Linked DNA regions of Homo sapiens: region 1 is linked to region 2. Evidence: chromatin loops called from intact Hi-C (ENCODE). Cell type or tissue: heart right ventricle. All regions are shown on one strand. Links, peaks and the distances in the headings refer to the core of each region. The heading gives the core; the rest is flanking DNA. Region 1 overlaps NOSTRIN (nitric oxide synthase trafficking). Region 2 holds the start of CERS6-AS1 (CERS6 antisense RNA 1).

Region 1 (5,381 bases), core at 260-5,259, 49 kb after region 2:
CAGAGCTGGTTAATGGTTGAACCAATGGTTGTCACAAGTTGGGTTCCAGGGTCACTGCTCTTAATCATTCCATTATACTGACTACCTTTCTGTATAATTTGTAACTTACAGAATATGATAAACACCACCTGGGTTTTGTTTTTTTCATTTGTAGAAAGGTGTTAGTGATCTCTACATCATTAGTGAGAGTGGCCCAGTGAGGGGTGGGTAGTGATATGTAAAAGGGGATGCGTATATCAATTTCATGAGTATGTGGGGTCCACTTTTTGTGCACAACACTATTCTAAGACATAATTTTTTTCAAGTAATTTAAAATTTAGTTGGCTAGATGACGTGTGCAGGAAATAGGGAATACATTCTAGGAGGAATTACGATCTGGCGTGGGAAGCTAGAGCATATCTGTATGAGTTCTTAAGCAGAGAAAATAACAGATGGGATCCATATGCACAGAAGATTATTCTAGAACAATGTAGTATAGGAGGAATTCATTTCAGGTAGAAAGGACTAGCAGTAAATCTACTAACAAGATTCAATGAACCCCTCTGAGAAGACTTGTTCTCTAAGTGTTGAAATCCTTTTTCATCTCCAAAGCGTTAGTGCCCACAGAGAACCTTTACAAGTAAACAGCCACTGATGCCAAATAACTAGAGACAGACGCACTCAGAGACAGGCAAACTTGGTGTTACTTCCAAAGCTTCTGCCAAAACTGAGGACTGACTCCATAAGACCAAGGACATTAATAAAAAGTGTTTGATGTAAGTGAATTTCTGTATCCACAGTAGTTACAATGGTAAAAGGATGCTCATGAGAATCACTTTTATAAAAAGTAAAGTCCCAGAAACAGTATCCAGTCATTTGCTTTTTAGTTTTGCCATGGATTTTATGAGTTTTCTTTAAAAGGAATTGTTTTGTATTTTTTTTAAAGAAATAGAGACAGGGTCTTGCTATGTTGCCCAGGCTGATCCCGAACTCCTGGGCACAAGGGATCTGCCCACCTTGGCTTCCTAAAGTGTAGGGATTACAGGGATGAGCCACTACACCTGGCCTTTAAAAGGATTTGTTTTTAAAAATCCATTTTCTTTTAATATTCAGCTTTCACAGGAATTCAGTACAATGAATCAAAAGCCAGAAATAATGCTGAGAGGCTGCAATTGCTCCCAAGAAAAAACATCTTTTATCATTTCCCAGTTTCTATCAAGTCATTTTTTTAAATAAAAGATTTCATTTTTTTAAATAAAGAGTGACAGCGAAATTAGAGAACATAAAATTATTGGGCTATAATAATTTTCTCCCCAGTTACAATTCAAGGGATTCAGCATGTCAGTAATGAAGTAGTCTATTTGGGAGACTCTAATGAAAAGCCTTAAAGGACCAAATATTCATGCGTCACACTCTCATTTCCCAGCAGGCATGTGGCTGACGGGAGGTGGAGAAAGAGGGCCATGAGCTTATTTCTTTAATTTTCCTTTGCAGAGGCTTCCCACGTTTAGAGGGAGGCAGAAGGCTTTGCCTTTGATTCCCAAGCTAAAAAGCCAAGGAAGAGAGACCTCTCCTTTACTATCTGGTTTGACAGTCCTTGCAACCTTGAGGCAAAAAGCCAAAGTCTTTCAATCAGCCTACTTCCTGAACAGGCTAAATCCAACTTAAACCAAATTCTGTTTGCATAATTTATCTCTGGAGCATCATCTTCAGTTAAATTCAACCATGTAGACTAGGAAATTATCCCCTAAATCCTAACCCACTCCAAAGGGTCAGCATGAACAGGGTAGGGAGACTCTTGAGTGCTCCTTCCTTCCCTACTTCTTTCTACTTCTCCAACTCCAGCAAGTGCAGGGCATTTCACAAGATGCCAGACAAATGCCCAACTCTCAGGCTTGGCCATCAGGGAGCAGAATTGTGACCCTTGCTGCACGTTTTAAGAGAACATCTTAAAACAATCTCAAATCGTGGCCTAGGTTGATGTAAAGAATGATGCAGGCAGTCTTCTGTGTTTGCTGTGATATCTTCTGTGGTAAAGCCATTATGCTCACTAGAACATTATTTTGGAGGCTTGCAGGCCTTTGATGATTTAGCAAAATTCAAAATCCTCTTGAGGGTACCCGATATAATGAAAAAGTATGCAGGAGTTCTCCGGACAAAGTGTTAGCTGCTCTGATGTTTTAGGTACATTTTGAAGTGAGGATGGGAATGAAGAACTAAAAGTACACATTTTTGTTTCAGCCTTTGGAGGATTCTAGGATACATAATTGTTAAAGCTAGCACATGAATGTGCTTTGTTCCAAAAGAGGAGAGTTTTCTCTTGGCATCAGCCTCTGCTCCTTTTTTTCTTGTTTGTATGTTTTTTACTCTAGGCCAAGAAGAAATTAATGGTTAGTACCAAGAAACATGAAGCACTTTTCCAGCTTGTAGAAAGCTCCAAGCAATCTATGACTGAGAAGGAGAAGCGGAAGGTAAGCTGTCATGGCTGGCTGGGCGCATGTGCCATAGAGAGGGATGGACTTGCTGCCCTTAGCTACGAACACAAGAGAACGGGTTGATTCCTCCTTCTCTGTGGGATTCCTGCAGAGATGTAGCTTGACAGAGCATAAAAGGGGATTCCAAATCATTACTGGCGTGCGCGCGCGCGCGCGCGCACACACACACACACACACACACACACACACACACCACATACATTTTAAACTTTATTTTAATTCTTTTAAATAGAAGGGATCTCACTGTGCTGCCCAGGCTGGCATCAAAGTCCTAGGCTCAAGGGATCCTCCCACCTCAGCCTCTCAAGTAGCTGGGACTACAGGAGCATGCTACTTTGCCTGGACCACATGTATTTTTAAAAAATATTATTGACAGATGACAAATGAGACCAATGATGCCCACATTTTTTTAAAGGAAACTCTATTAATATCTTAAAAAAACCTCTCAGCTAATACCCCAAATAAGTAAAAATAAATACTATATATATGTTGTTTGTTACATATAGTACTTTATGTATTATGTTAATATGTTATGAACATTATAAAGCATAAAAGTAGAAATGTTTCCAGGATGAAATAAAGATGAAATAATATTTTAAATGATTAGCAAACCATGATGTCTTTAGATAATCATTAAGTAATGTTTTCAGGAAAAATGTATACTTGGAGCAAGGTTCAGCCTTAACTATAGTAAATTTAAATGCATATTTCGAATAGTCTTCTTGATAATTTTTTTTTTTCTTGAGACAGAGTCTCACTCTGTGGCCCAGGCTGGAGGGCAGTGGTGCAATCTTGGCTCATTGCATCCTCCCACTCCAGGCTTCAAGCAATTATCCCACCCCAGCCTCCCAAGTAGCTGGGACTACAGGTGTGCACCACCATGCTCGGCTAATTTTTTTTTGCATTTTTAGTAGAGGCGAGGTGTCACCATGTTGGCCAGGCTGGTCTCGAACTCCTGACCTCAAGTGATCTTCCTGCCTTAGCCTCTCAAAGTGCTGGGATTATAGGCATGAGCCACCGCCCCTGGCCAGCCTTCTCGATAATGTAATTTGTTCATCAAATTTTTTGTCAGATCTCATTTCAGTGTTTGCCCTTTCATGTGGGTAGTAACAAACTCACAACCAGGAGAGGTGGCAGCATCAGCTTGGACATTTTGCTGTGGATTCTTTGTGGTTAAATTGTTGGTAGTAACATCAATCCACAGGTTCTTGGCAGAAATCCTCTAAGATATTTGTGCATTTTGTGTATGTTAACCTAACTGGAGCCAGAAAATGTCTGTAAAATCACATGGCCCAGGTATATGTCAATGGCCACATGTCCCAGATGCTGGAAGGGAAAACACAGTGAGGGCCTAGGGCAGCTTTTCAGGTTGCAGAATCCCCACCCTTCCCCCAGGCCATATCAGAATCCACAACTGTCCATGTGTGAGCACCAGTGTAGACTCATATATTAAATAAGAGTAAGCTTGACAACTGTGTTTTCAGGCAAAATGAACACGAATAATATTGGGGTACAGGAACAAAATGAACATTTTCTGCTTACACCCCAATAGATTATCTTGCACCCCTCTTGTGGTATGTGTCCCAGATTGAAAACCTTTGAAATAGTCGATATCTTCTACAAAAGATGAGTCTCCACTAAGGAAATGCAACCAGCACCACTGCAAACCCCTTACAAAGGAAGAGAAAATTGTCATCACCAGTAGCTCTTTCATCTGAAGAAATATCCATTGAATAACTTAAATTCATTGTTAGCAAGATTTTACAAGACTCTTATTTCTTTCCATGTCAGTCTTCACAGTTGGAAATGATCATAACAAGTATTGAATAATGAGGCAGCTTCCGAAGAGGCGAACCCAGTCTGTTAAAATACTCAGTGCCAGGACCTGCCTAGGCATTCTGAGTGCTCATTAGAAGCTATTCTTTATTGATGTCATGCAATAATAAAGAAAAAAGCATGGCAGCTAAGTGGTGAATTTCCTCTTCCTACCCCCATCAGCAGCTTCCCTGGGAAGTAAAGATCCACAGTGCTCTCTCCTCTCCTCCAGCTGGTAACCATAACCTTGGCTGTTACTCTGTCATACACCCATGCCATCTTCACTGCTTAATCTGGCAGCTTTTGTTAATCCTGAAGCTGAACACCCAAGCGGGGGGCATTCATTTTCTCATCTCACATAGAAGCGCTCATGATCACCTGAGCTGATGCTCTGTGCTGCTCAGCAAATTCTTCCTGGTTTCCTGCTCAGCAGTCTTGATTCCCACCAGAAGCTGATCTAAACCTCCGTTCTCCTCACACCTCCATCCACACACTCCTGGCACAGTATCTTGCCTCCTACCTCACAGAGTAAATAGAAGTCAGCACAGCCACCTGCCTACTGAAGTAATAGCATTTACATATCTGCAATGGAGAGGCCAGTTCTGCATCCTGTGCTCTAATCTCATCCCATTCTGCCTCCCAGAGGCCCTCTCTTGATTATCCCATATTTCCCATATCTTGGACAGCCCACTCCCTAATGATTCCTCCCCACCAGCCTTCTATAACTCCCCCTGTCTTATAGTCTGTTCAGGCTGCTATAACCAAGTTCCATAGATGGAGGTGGCTTCAACAGCAGACATTCTGGAAGTGTGGGATCAGGTGCTATCTGGTGAGGCTTCCTCTTTCAGGTTGCAGACCGGCTACTTCTCATTGCATTCTCACGTGGTGGAAAGAGAGCAAGGAAGCTCCCTGGGGCCTCTTCTATAAGGGCAGTAATCCCATTCATGAGGGTTCCACCCTCATGGCCTAATCTGGTGGGAGGGCACAAATAGTCTATTGCATCTTCCTCCCATCTTGCAAGAGTAAAGAAAGTTACAGGAACACTTATTTATGGGGTCTCACATTCCTCTCCAGATATTGTCATGTCTCCTT
Region 2 (5,381 bases), core at 322-5,321:
CGACTATCAGGTGATAGTCAGGTGGTTGTTACACTGTTTCTCTAAAATAATAATTGGTCAACATGGTGTCAAGGAAAGGCAGTCTCCCAACAGATAGAAAAAAACCTGAAACTGGTTATCAGCAGCTTCCCAATAAGATCTCAGGAGTTGGGTGAGTGGGCTCAAGCATGCTTATTAAGAGGCAAAATTGTGAAGTTTAACTGTTAAATGTCCTTCTAGGAGCATTCAACTGGTAAGGGAAGAAGGCCTCAAGTGAGCATGCATACAACTCCAATAAACACACTGCAAGTGCAGCCCCACCCAAGTGCTAGCAGGCACTACGCATGCAGACAGCCCACCTCAAGGGAAGAATCGGGAGAAGGGATGCAAGACCTCGGAAGTATGCCAACATACAAAACCCCAAGTCAAAGGTCAGACCAGGCACTTGATCTCTCAAGTTGCCCGCTTGGCCATCTTCCAAGTAACTTTCATTCTTGCGCTAAAACTTTTAAATAAACTTCACTCCTGCTCTAAAAAACTTGCCTTGGTCTTTCATTCTGCCTTATGCCCCCGCAGTCAAATTCTTTCTTCTGAGAAGGCAAGAATTGAGGGTGCTGCAGGCCTGTACAGATTTGCCGACAGTAACAGAACCAATAAAATACGTGTGTGTGTGTGTGTGTGTGTGTGTGTGTGTGTGTGTGTGCAGAGAGAAGGAGAGAAAGGGAGGGAAGGAGAGAGAGATTTATTATGGGGATTGGTTCACACCAAGATGATGGAGGCCGAGAAGTCCCAAGATCTTCGGTTACAAACTGTAAAACCAGGAGAGTTGATGGTACAGTTCCAGTCTAAGTCCAAAGACCTGAGAGGTAGGAGAGCTGTTGGTGTACTTTCCAGTCCCAGTTTGGTTCTAAGGGCAGGAGAAGACCAATGTCCCAGCTCAAAGACAGTCAAGTAGAGAGAGACCAAATTCTTCCTTTCTCAGACTTTCTTGTTCAATTCAAGCCTTTAAGAATTAAATGAGGCCCACTCACACTGGGAAGGACAATCTACTTTACTCAGCCTACAGATTCAAATGTTAATCTCATTCAAAGACATCTTCACAGATACACCAAGAATATAGCTTAACTAAAGCACCCTGTATGTAACCTAAGCACCCTGTAGCCTAAGCACCCTGTAGCCCAGTTAAAATTGACACATAAAATTAACCATCACAGGCTTTGAGTATTGATTCTTGGTTTGCAAATAAATTTTAGAGAGTAGGTGAATTCACAAATATGGAATCCAGCAATCATAAGGATCAAGAGTATCATCATTCATCAGTGGTGTGATGGAAGCAGCTCATACCAGCTTGCATGGGCTGATTGTTATATTTTCTGAAATTTTGCAAGCTGATCATTAAACAGCCATTTTAAAAAATTAAATAAACTTACAAATTAAAATTATATTTTAAAATATAGGTAATATGACCAGGCACAGTGGCTCTCACCTGTAATCCCAGCACTTTGGGAGGCCGAGGCAGAAGGATTGCTTAAGCCCAGGGGTTGGAGACTAGCCTGTACAACATGGTGAAACCCTGTCTCTATCAAAAAAAAAAAAAAAAAAAAATTAGCTAGTCATGGTGGCACACACCTGTAGTCCTAGTTACTTGGGAGGCTGAGATGGGAGGATTGCTTGAGCCTGGGAGGTCAAGGCTGCAGTGAGGTGTGATTACACCACTGCACTCCAGCTTGGGCACAGAGCGAGACCCTGTCTCAAAAAAATACATATTTACAGGTAATAAATACCCAAAAACATCAACTTTAATGATTTCCCTACATTCAACTATCTATGCTCTTGAAGTTATTTACATCTATTGTATTTGTATGAGGGATACAAGTGTGTATTTGTATGTGCTGTTGTGCATTTCTTCACAAATCTGTGTTCAGGGACATTACTTTCCTAGACCATGTATTTAATAACTGTATAATTAGCAACAAAAGCTGCAAATTAGGGCTTTCTTATTTATTTATTTATTCATTTATGATGAGCCAGTTGGCAAACACTCCCCAGCACAGTAAAGATTTGACCCCAGACCGGAGTGATTCCAAAACTTACACGTACTCATTCTGGTTCATTACACAGATTCCAGTGTTTGCATTTGTTTCTGAAGATGTGGGCTGCCAAGATTTCTACTGCATTTCAAATTCTCCATTGGCTTTTTTTTTTAATCTACCTCCGTTAATTTTTCTTACAGATCTAGTTTTTCCTCCTGTAGTTTTCATCTCTATCTTCCCTCTTTTTGGCGTCATATTGTATAGTCCTTTCAACTATATTGGAAGCTTTTCTTGGGGAAGACCCCCAATAAATCAAATACATCAATAACTGAACTCAATTTTTCAAGTTCACTGTATCAGTCTAATTCACAAAGGGCACATCTCCTTCCTCAGTCTAACCCTGGGAACTTGCAAGGGCAAACATAACCCAGAACACAGGTTCAAAAAGAACCAGTACAAGCAATTCAGTCATTCAATACATTGCAGACTGAAGAATGGAAGCGATCTAGGTAGTAACGCTAGTTTTTTAGGGATCTGGGTTTTAAGAATGGGCTGAAAGACTCATAGGGAAAAAGTCCCAGGGGTGGGTAGTAGGTGAGGGATGAAATGCTACAAAGCGAGTTTATTTTCTGTAACTTGAGTTATAGGAAATAAAAGAGCAGTTCCCAGCCCTCCTCTTTTTGAGTCATAGCTGTTAATTTGATTCATCAGGACTGAACTCTTGGCTCTGGCCAAAGTTCCTGACCCAGAGTGCTAGTTACTGTCTGGCAAGCCATCAAGCAATCCTATGTTAGATTTCAGACTAATTGGAGCTATGTCACCAAAGATGAGTTCAAAAGGGTCCCTAGAGTTTTTAAGAGCAAAGAGTATTGTTTTTCTCTCAGCTGAGGGTACTAGATGGTACATAGAACTGAGCCCTGATGTACTACACTTCTAGTGCTGCCATTTCTTAGTTGTATCACTTAGAAGTCATTTCTGAGGAGTTATAAAATAGTTTGCACTATGCTAACCAGTAGTTTACACTATGCTACATGTACCAAATTGTTTACCCACAGAGCCAGAACACTAATGAAAGCAGTAAAATGCACATCAACATTAAGTCAATAAATGTATTGAGCACCAATCGTTCGAGACATTATGTTAGGCTTTGTGAGGAGTATGAGGAAGTCAGGGGCAAAGCTGCTGCATTGAAGGGGGTCTCAATACAGTTAGGGAGGTAGGCCACAGGCAGAAGTTATTAGCTCTAAAGATTTTTTTTTTTTTTTAAGACAGAGTCTCACTCTGTTGCCCAGGCTGGAGTGCAGTGGCACGGGATCTCAGCTCACTGCAACCTCTGCCTCCCAGGTTCAAGTGATTCTCGTGCCTCAGCCTCCTGAGTAGCTGGAATTACAGGTGCATGCCACCACACCCAGCTAATTTTTTTGTATTTTTAGTAGAGATGGGGTTTCACCATATTGGCCAGGCTGGTCTTGAACTCCTGGCCTCAAGTGATCCACCTGCCTCGGCCTCCCAAAGTGCTAGGATTACAGGCATAAGCCACTGCACACGGCCAGCAAAAGGCTTTTAAAAATAAAAATAAAATCTATAGATATAAGACATTGGTATCATCGTTATATCAAATATGTTGTGAGAATAGTAATTGCCAGAAAAGTTCAGAGGAGAGAGAGGTTGTGTTATAGTAGTCAGGCAGACATCAGCAGGCCAGGAGAGGGCTGCACGCCCAACCAGGAATGTCAGACGACCATCAAGTGATGGTCAGGTGGTTGTTACACTGTTACAATCATTATTTCTCTAAAACAATAATTAGTCACAGCCAGCACGAGGGAAAGGCAATCTCCCGACAGACAGAAAAAACCTGAAACTGGTTATCAGCAGCGTCCCAATAAGATCTCAGGTGTTAGGTAAGTGGGCTCAAGCATGCGCACTATGAGGCAAAATGGGGGAGTTTAACTGGTATATGACCTTCCTCTAGGAACGTTAGATTGGTAATAGAAGAACGTCTCAAGTGAGCATGCGTATAACTCCCGTAAACACACTGCGCATGCAGCCCTTCCCAAGCACTGGTAGGGCACTGGGCATGCAGACAGCCCACCAGAAGGGAAGAATCAGGAGAAAAGGGATGCAAGATCCCAGAGGTATGCCAATATATAAAACCCTAAGGCAAAGGTCAAGCCAGCCACTTGATCCCTCAAGTGGCCAGCTTGGCCCTCCTCGAAGTGTACTTTACTTCCTTTCGTTCCTGCCCTAAAACCTTTTAGTAAACTTTCACTCTTGCTCTAAAACTTGCCTCAGTCTCTCAGTCTGCCTTATTTTTCCTCGGTCAAATTCTTCCCTGCCTCCCCCCTCCTCCAGAGTAGCTGGGACTACAGGCGCCCGCCATCACACCTGGCTAATTTTTTGTATTTTTAGTAGAGACGGGGTTTCACCATGTTGTTCAGGCTGGTCTCGAATGCCTGACCTCAAGTGATCCACCTGCCTCAACCTTCCAAAGTTCTGGGATTACAGGCGTGAGCCACCACACCCGGCCCCAAATTCTTTCTTCTAAGGAGCTAAGAATTGAGTTCGCTGCGGACCCATAAGGATTCGCTGCTCGTAACAGCTGCTTCTGGGATCAGGTAAGAAAAGGTTTCAAGCAGAAAGCTAGGAAGAATGAATAGTATTTGAATGAGTCAAGTGGAAAGAGGAAAGGCATTTGAGACAAAGGGCATAGCGTGAAGCAGTGAGGCAGCCTCCACCCCACTTCCTACCACCTGTTCTCCCCCTTAGTGGCCTGACCTTGACCTTCCACTCCATCCTCATCCCTCCCCATGGGCACTGTCTCAGAATGTGCCATGCCTGTGACAGCTCCAGGACTCTGGCCATACTGCTTACACTGCCACAGAGACCTCTTTCCTCTTCTTCTTCATGTCGCTAACTCTTACTTGGCCTTGAAGACTAATTTGTGTTAGAAGTTAGTCTTCCCAGAAAGCCTTAGCCTTTGGGAATTTGGTGCTCTTCCTTGAGAAGAAAAGGTACAACCATTTAACTCCATCAGAACACTTATCACACGGCCTTCCCCACTGGACTCAATGGAAGCATCTTGAGGGCAAAGGCCTTACCTTTTATAGCTGATCCTTATCAGCCACAGTGTCCACTACACAGCAGGTGCCCAATAAATTCCTGTAGAATGAATATGCATTTACAGAAAGAGGAGCTGTGAGAAGATGCCTCAGTTTTTGGAAAGGAAAAATGGGTTGATTTTTACATTTTGAATTTAAGCTGATGAGAGTCCTTTCATGTGGACATGTCTAACAAAAATTGGAAGTAGAAGACTGAAACTGGAGGCTGTTGTGATTTTCATTTTTTTTAATTTTTTTCAGATAAACTGAA

Evidence for each region. Peaks named below come from ENCODE experiments on the same cell type or tissue, not always from the same donor. Only the 100,000 strongest peaks of a DNase experiment are listed, where the experiment ranks them.
Region 1: a loop joins it to region 2, with 2.0 times the contacts of the local background. A loop is called at or near these places in 24 of 110 quality-filtered maps.

Annotation. Positions count from the first base shown.
Region 1 is chr2:168,831,876-168,837,256 of GRCh38, forward strand. NOSTRIN (nitric oxide synthase trafficking) reads left to right here. Exons shown (of 16, transcript NM_001039724.4): 7 at 2,352-2,450. Among named protein-coding and RNA genes, the nearest start is that of NOSTRIN, 32 kb to the left of the region's middle. In heart right ventricle, for the core only: no CTCF peak of the experiment used is centred there; no DNase peak of the experiment used is centred there.
Region 2 is chr2:168,782,490-168,787,870 of GRCh38, forward strand. It overlaps CERS6-AS1 (CERS6 antisense RNA 1), which reads right to left and starts at 3,940. Exons shown (of 3, transcript NR_045787.1): 1 at 3,868-3,940. It also overlaps a transcript of NOSTRIN not described here. In heart right ventricle, for the core only: no CTCF peak of the experiment used is centred there; no DNase peak of the experiment used is centred there.